Linked DNA regions of Mus musculus: region 1 is linked to region 2. A link is a loop called in an ENCODE intact Hi-C map of the cell type or tissue named here. Cell type or tissue: heart. All regions are shown on one strand. Each heading gives the region's core, and the rest is flanking DNA. Links, peaks and the distances in the headings are about the cores only.

Evidence for each region. Peaks named below come from ENCODE experiments on the same cell type or tissue, not always from the same donor. Only the 100,000 strongest peaks of a DNase experiment are listed, where the experiment ranks them.
Region 1: it touches region 2 in a loop (5-fold over the local background); 16 of 42 quality-filtered maps call a loop at or near these places.

What each region holds. Positions count from the first base shown.
Region 1 is chr19:27,428,379-27,431,278 of GRCm38, reverse strand. It overlaps Pum3 (pumilio RNA-binding family member 3), which reads left to right and starts at 1,371. Exons shown (of 18, transcript NM_177474.5): 1 at 1,371-1,487. C030016D13Rik (RIKEN cDNA C030016D13 gene) reads right to left here and starts at 1,242. Exons shown (of 1, transcript NR_027987.1): 1 at 1-1,242. In heart, for the core only: no CTCF peak of the experiment used is centred there; a DNase peak (open chromatin) is centred at 1,308; H3K4me3 peaks cover 2,500 bases; H3K27ac peaks cover 2,129 bases.
Region 2 is chr19:28,009,926-28,012,825 of GRCm38, reverse strand. It overlaps Rfx3 (regulatory factor X, 3 (influences HLA class II expression)), which reads left to right and starts at 1,660. Exons shown (of 17, transcript NM_011265.3): 1 at 1,660-1,854. In heart, for the core only: no CTCF peak of the experiment used is centred there; DNase peaks (open chromatin) are centred at 795 and 1,245; H3K4me3 peaks cover 2,500 bases; H3K27ac peaks cover 2,500 bases.

The DNA.
Region 1 (2,900 bases), core at 92-2,591, 580 kb after region 2:
CTGTAATAGCCATTCCCAGCCCAGGTCTCGCCGTACAAGAAAAAAGTAAAATAAAATCCCAGACCACCCTGGAAAGTAACCCCCCACCCCAGAATCCTGATATATTTCCCCATCCCCCAATTCTGCCCAGTTCTCTGTTGCTTCTCTTCCAAGCAGGGCAACCACCCTCCTTAGCTTTTCCCTCCAAATTAATCCCTTGCCTGAGCTTAGTTGTGCAGCAAGACTTTGTGGTATTCCTTGGCTCCTGACTGCCAGGATACCTTTTGGAGCAGAACTGTCACAGGGAAAATTTTCTATGAGCCAGAGCAAAGCTGTAACACCTGCATCAGGGAAACTTTCCCAGCAGCTGAAGCCTTCCCCTAACAGAGCCGTAACACTTAAAGATGTGTTACCAGCGACACAAGAGACAGTGTCCACAGGGAATTATAGTCTCTAAGCTTATTTGCAAGCTATCTTAACAAACTGACAAGTGTTCTCACAACAAAGACGGAAGAGAATGAAAGGCAGGGGCAGGAGTCAGGTATAAGCCAAGGAACGTCTGAAGCACCAGATGCTGAAGATACATGGGACGTCCACTCACTCCTTGGGGCTTCAAAAAGGGCCCCCTGCTCAACCAACTAACATCTGCATTTCAGAACAGTTAGGCAGTAAGGTTCTGTTGTTTGGCGCGACGTGGGATCCCCTGGAACTGCCGCCATGTAGGTGCTGGGAAATGAACCCAAGTCCTCTCCAAGAGCAGAAAACAGCTTAGCCATCTCTGCAGCCCCCAAGACCAAGTTTGTTTCTATTGCTTCCTCGCTAAAATGGAGTAATACCTTAAATATATATCCTAAAGTGGAACCGTGGGGGAAAAAATGCATGCCCAAGAACGGGCCTACATTAAAAACGCCACACACACATTTATGGAAAGAGCTTTTCACAATATTTGACTGTGCTCCGTTCTTTACACTTATGGTTCCCGAGGGATCTAATTTATCCGGAGATTCGCAGCTAGGGTGGGAAATAAGGGAGACATGGGTGTTGGCAAACACGATTACAACAGAAGAGACTCCGGTACAGCTTTTACCCTCCAGGCTAGACTAACGACGCAAACAGACACTAACGAGCGAGCTGTCCCAACGCTAACCCAGCTTGCAGACTTCGCTGTCTTTTAACTCCTTCAGGACCTGGGTGGCCCTCGCGAGAACCCGCGTCGTTCCCAGAAATCTGCAGGCTCAAGCGTCACTTTCCCAAGCCACGGACTCGTCTTCCACGGGACGGATCCCTTCGAGGGCCAAAACTCATGCAGCCCTCTCAGACGAGAGGTGTGGCGAAAATGGACCAACAGGAACTACGGATTTCGTGTTTCCTAAGCTCCACCCCTTGACCCCAGTACCAGGACGTAACGCTACAATCAGCGGATCCGGGGCGGGGCAGAACGCGGAAGCGGAAGCGGAAGCGGCGGGGGGTGGTGGCGGAACTCTGCGAGTTTCTGCCCCACGTGTGCGGTGAGTGTTGTGGAGAGTTTGGTGCGGGAAGTGTGGGGCGAGTGTCCGCCGGCCGCTCGGGAGCGGGGAGCTCTGCGGGGTGGTGGGCGAGCGGCGTCTTCAGCTCCATCTCCGGGACGGTCTACCTGGCCGCTTCTCTGGCCCGGAGTTGGAGGAACCCTGGCGAGGGCAGGGGTTAAGCCCTCTCTGTTAACTTGATTATTGTAGAGCTAAAGGAACAAGTTTCGCTGTCAAACTCCGGCCTGTGCGAGTCACAGTCAGCCCACTCGTCCCGTGTCAGACGTTGTGCATAGGAGCAGTGCAGGGAAAACTGAAGCGATCCATAAGCCAAGCATGATGGGAGGCAAGAGTATTTTAAACAGAGGCAGTGGGATGTCCCGGAGGTGGAAGTCAGGAGTAAGGCGCGGACTGGACAAAGAGGAAGGTAGAACTGTGGAGCCTTGGTGTCGAGTCTCTTTATTTTTGTGTAGTGGGAAGTATTTTGCTTTGTGTTCCTAGGCATATAAAATAATGAAGGATTATTAGAAAAGATCGGGAGGCTCATGGTAGGTCTTGACTCTCTTAAGGAGATTTTTGATGATTTGCATTGAGTGTTGGTAGTAGAGACAGAGGTATCTTTAAGGAGACTGCAGGATAACTTACTGTTGGGTACACGATGACTACCAAAGAAGTGAACATCAGGAGCCGTGCTCCAGTTTTCTCTCTGCGAAGTGGAGTAGATGGTCCCCGTTGAATACAGCAGGAATAGACAGGGAGAGAAAGATAGTAATTTGTAGTGGAATGCAGAGGATTGTGTCTCAGACATTAAGCATAAGACGCCAGTTATATACATAATCAAGAAGTGTTGAGGACTCAGGTCTGTGTAGGACGTTATCTCAGGGTCCCAAGGCTGCACAGTCTAGAATACCTAATTTGCTTGTCTTGCTCTTGGATTAGCCGTTAATTTGATTGCTTAGTAACTTGGTGAACAGTGCTTTAAGTGACCAGGGTTAACATCATCATGACTGCCGCATAGCTTTGTCACTGTGAGAGCAGCACTTCTTTGCTGTCATGTGCCACCCCTTCCCCTGGCCCAAGCATAACCTCAGTCTAATAATGAAAATCTTAAACTCCCAAAGGGGACATAACCTGGAAAAAAGGACATGAGGTGGCTACATTAACTGTATCTTGGAATAGGAAGAGGACAGGAATGAGAAAATTGATTTCCAAATAAACCCTGTGTTATACTAGTGTTATTTTCATAAGTTTCATTACACTGTCTTATTAAGTTGTCAGTGGGGAAGCTGGGTAATAGATCTATAGGCTCTATATCGTTTTAACTCTAATGTAAGAGGCATAGTTTTAAAATAGAGTATGTAAATAAGGTTTTTCTAGACAGCTACATGTGAGGGCCATTGGCACAATTGCTTAGCA
Region 2 (2,900 bases), core at 229-2,728:
TGAAATTATCAAAGCTTACAGTATTACTGCTAAATCTATTGTTCTAATAGTTGGTTTCTAAAATGTCTTTTACCTAGCATTTCATGGCACAGAGAGGCAAGATAAAATGACGGCTTGTTTTCCCTAAAATGAGAATATTATGTATCCAATAGAACAGGTGTCAGGATTAAATGAGATAATGTATGTAAAACACTTAGCACAAGGTCTGGGGCACAGAAAGAGAGCTCAGCCTTATTTTAACAGGGAACTCATGCTGGCCCAAATCCCTCATGTGCCGGTGCAAAAATTAAGCCTCAAGAGGAGAACTGACTTCTTAAGGCTCTACTTCCAGTATGTTATTGTCTTGGATAAGCTGCTTAGCTGCAAATGTTGGGAGATTTTGGGTATTGGCGGGCCTGGGGGCACGTGCCTGCTGGACTCCAGTATGAGGAGAATTGGACGAATATGCTTGAACCATGAGGTTTCAGAAGCTGTGCCTTATCAACTCGAGTTTGAGGTGCCAGGTTGTGTGCTAATAATGTTCTCCATGGACAGAAGCCGTTCCCGTGTCCAACACAGCTCAAGAACAAGCTACCCCCAGGCTGTTAAGAAACCGATGCCAGCTAATAGGGCGATTGGTCTAGCTGGGATCCATCCCGTCAACTCTGAAAGGGTAGAGCCCCTTAAGGACCTACCGAGGGCTACTCTGAAAGGTCTAACCCACCCCTGTAGGGACCCTCATCCTCGGAAAGCTCGAATTCCCTTCCCCTTGGCACTTCCTCCCGGTCCTGCAGGGTGCTAACTTGGCGTCTCGGTTCCGCAGGGAGGTAGCGGCCGCGCCGAGCGAGATGGGTCACCGTTCGCGCGCCCAGGCTCTCGCTCCCTAAGATGGCGGCGGGAGCACCGCTCACACCCCGCCGCCCGCGCTCCTCAGGACCCCGCGGCCTCGGGAGGCGCGAGAAAGCGGAATTCGATGGAGGGGAGGGCAAAGCCGAGACCCTGGAGGCCCGCGCCGGCCGCAGAGAGTCTGGGAAAGGGATCACCCGCGAGGCATAAACGACCGACCGGGAAACACCACACTGGCGACCACGGAGAGGGAGGGGAGAAAAAAAAAAAAAAAAAAAAAAAACCTGAGCGGGGCGGGGGGAAGAGAGGAGAGAGAGGGGAGGAGCGCAGCACATCCGGGATATTAGCTGGGGCCGCCCAGGAAATGACGTACGCCCCGGGGTGGAGCCCGCTCTTCAAAGTGGGGTCTGCCTCCGCGGTAGCGCGCGTCTCACACAGTGTTGGCTCCGTCGTCACTCCCCCTCCCCTGGCTTCGCGCTTTTCCTCTCGCGGCTGCGGGGCGGCTGGGCACAGAGCTGGCGGCAGAGGCAGGCGGGGCTCCTTTGACGGAAAGTAGCCCTCGCCTCCAGACCCTCAGCTTTCCCCGGCGTCCTCCGTCCCGTTCCTCCAGGCAGACTCGCCCTGACCCCGGGCCCGCCAAGTCTTAAAGCGCACCTCGGGGGAAAAACCGACGTCGGAATCCCGACCGCAGCCCCCCGCCCGGGCTCCGAGCTGTCAGTCACGGCGCCGAAGCCGCTTCTTCCGGCGCTCTCGGGCCCGCCCTCTCCCCTCCTCCCTCCCCCCCGCCCCTCCCCGCGCGAGTGTCTCCCTCTCCCTCGCTCCCTCTCTCTCTCCCTCTCTCTCTCTTTTGTGAGTTATAGCAACCGTTGCCTTGTGAATCAAGCGCCATAGTCACCGTAGTCCTGGCGACTGTTACCCATCAACAACAACTACTCCTCTCCTCCTCCTCCTCCTCTTCCTCCTCCTCCTCCTCCCCACCACCACCATCTCCATCACCCACCAACAACACCACAATAATCCACAGCCAAGGTGAATATTCTTCGGTCTCTCTACATGTGTGTGGGAGCGTGTGTGTCCGTGCGTGTGTTCGTGTGTGCGAGCGAGCGTGGCTGTGCGGGGTCTCCCTCCTGACACCGGCTGCGGCCGCTTGAGGGGCTCGGTCCCGGGGGCTTGTTTACAATGGACCCGCGCGCGGCGGGCTCGGGGGTGTGGGCGCCGCGCGCCTGCCCGCCCGGCCTCGGCGCTCGGGGATGGAGCGGGAGCCGGGGCTGCGGGGCGAGCGGGCTAGGAAGCCGCCGCTGTCCGTCGCGGGTGTTGGAGCGTCCCCCCCAGGTCCGCGGGCGCCCAGGAGGAGGGGCAGGTGGAGAGAAGGGGCTCGCTTTCTCCCTCTCTCTTTCTTTAATTCGCTGCTTTGCAAAGCTGCCTGGTGGCTGCTGCTTTCCAAATCGAAATAGACAGCAGTGAGCAGGGGGGGTCCCCAAAAGGTGCTGCGCTGTGGTGGTTGTTGTTCACTTGCGGGGCCTTGTTGGGGGTTTTGTTATTTTTATCCTGGTACCTCGGTGAACTTTTCCCGAAGCCCGCTCCCTTCGTTTCGGCCCCTCTGTGCCTGCTGCTGAACGGACTGCACTTATTTGACCATCACTGGCCTCACGGGATTCTTTTTTTTTTTTTTTCTTTTAAAACTGTATTTTTCTTTGTGCTGCAAACAGTCTTAATATCCATTCAGCAGTCTTCTCCCCCCTTCCCCCCATTTGCACACACATTGAAACTAGGGGGCCTCTGCTGCTCTTGAGAGATTTTTTTTTTAAGTCTGTTTCTCTGTTTCTCTTCTCTCCTCTTTCCTCTCTTGTCTCTCCTCTGTCTCCTCTCCCTCTCCTCTCTCTCTCTCCCCCCTCCCCTTTTCGGGTTTGTGTGTGTGTGTGTGTGTGTGTGTGTGTGTGCTTGTGATTTAAACCGGATGCAGGGCATCTGTGCTACTTTGGTTAGTGGCTACTGACAGCGCTTTATCCTTCATGTGGAGATGGGAGGGGTAGTCCTGAGGTTCTGTTTCACTTTGATGCACCTCCCTCCCCACA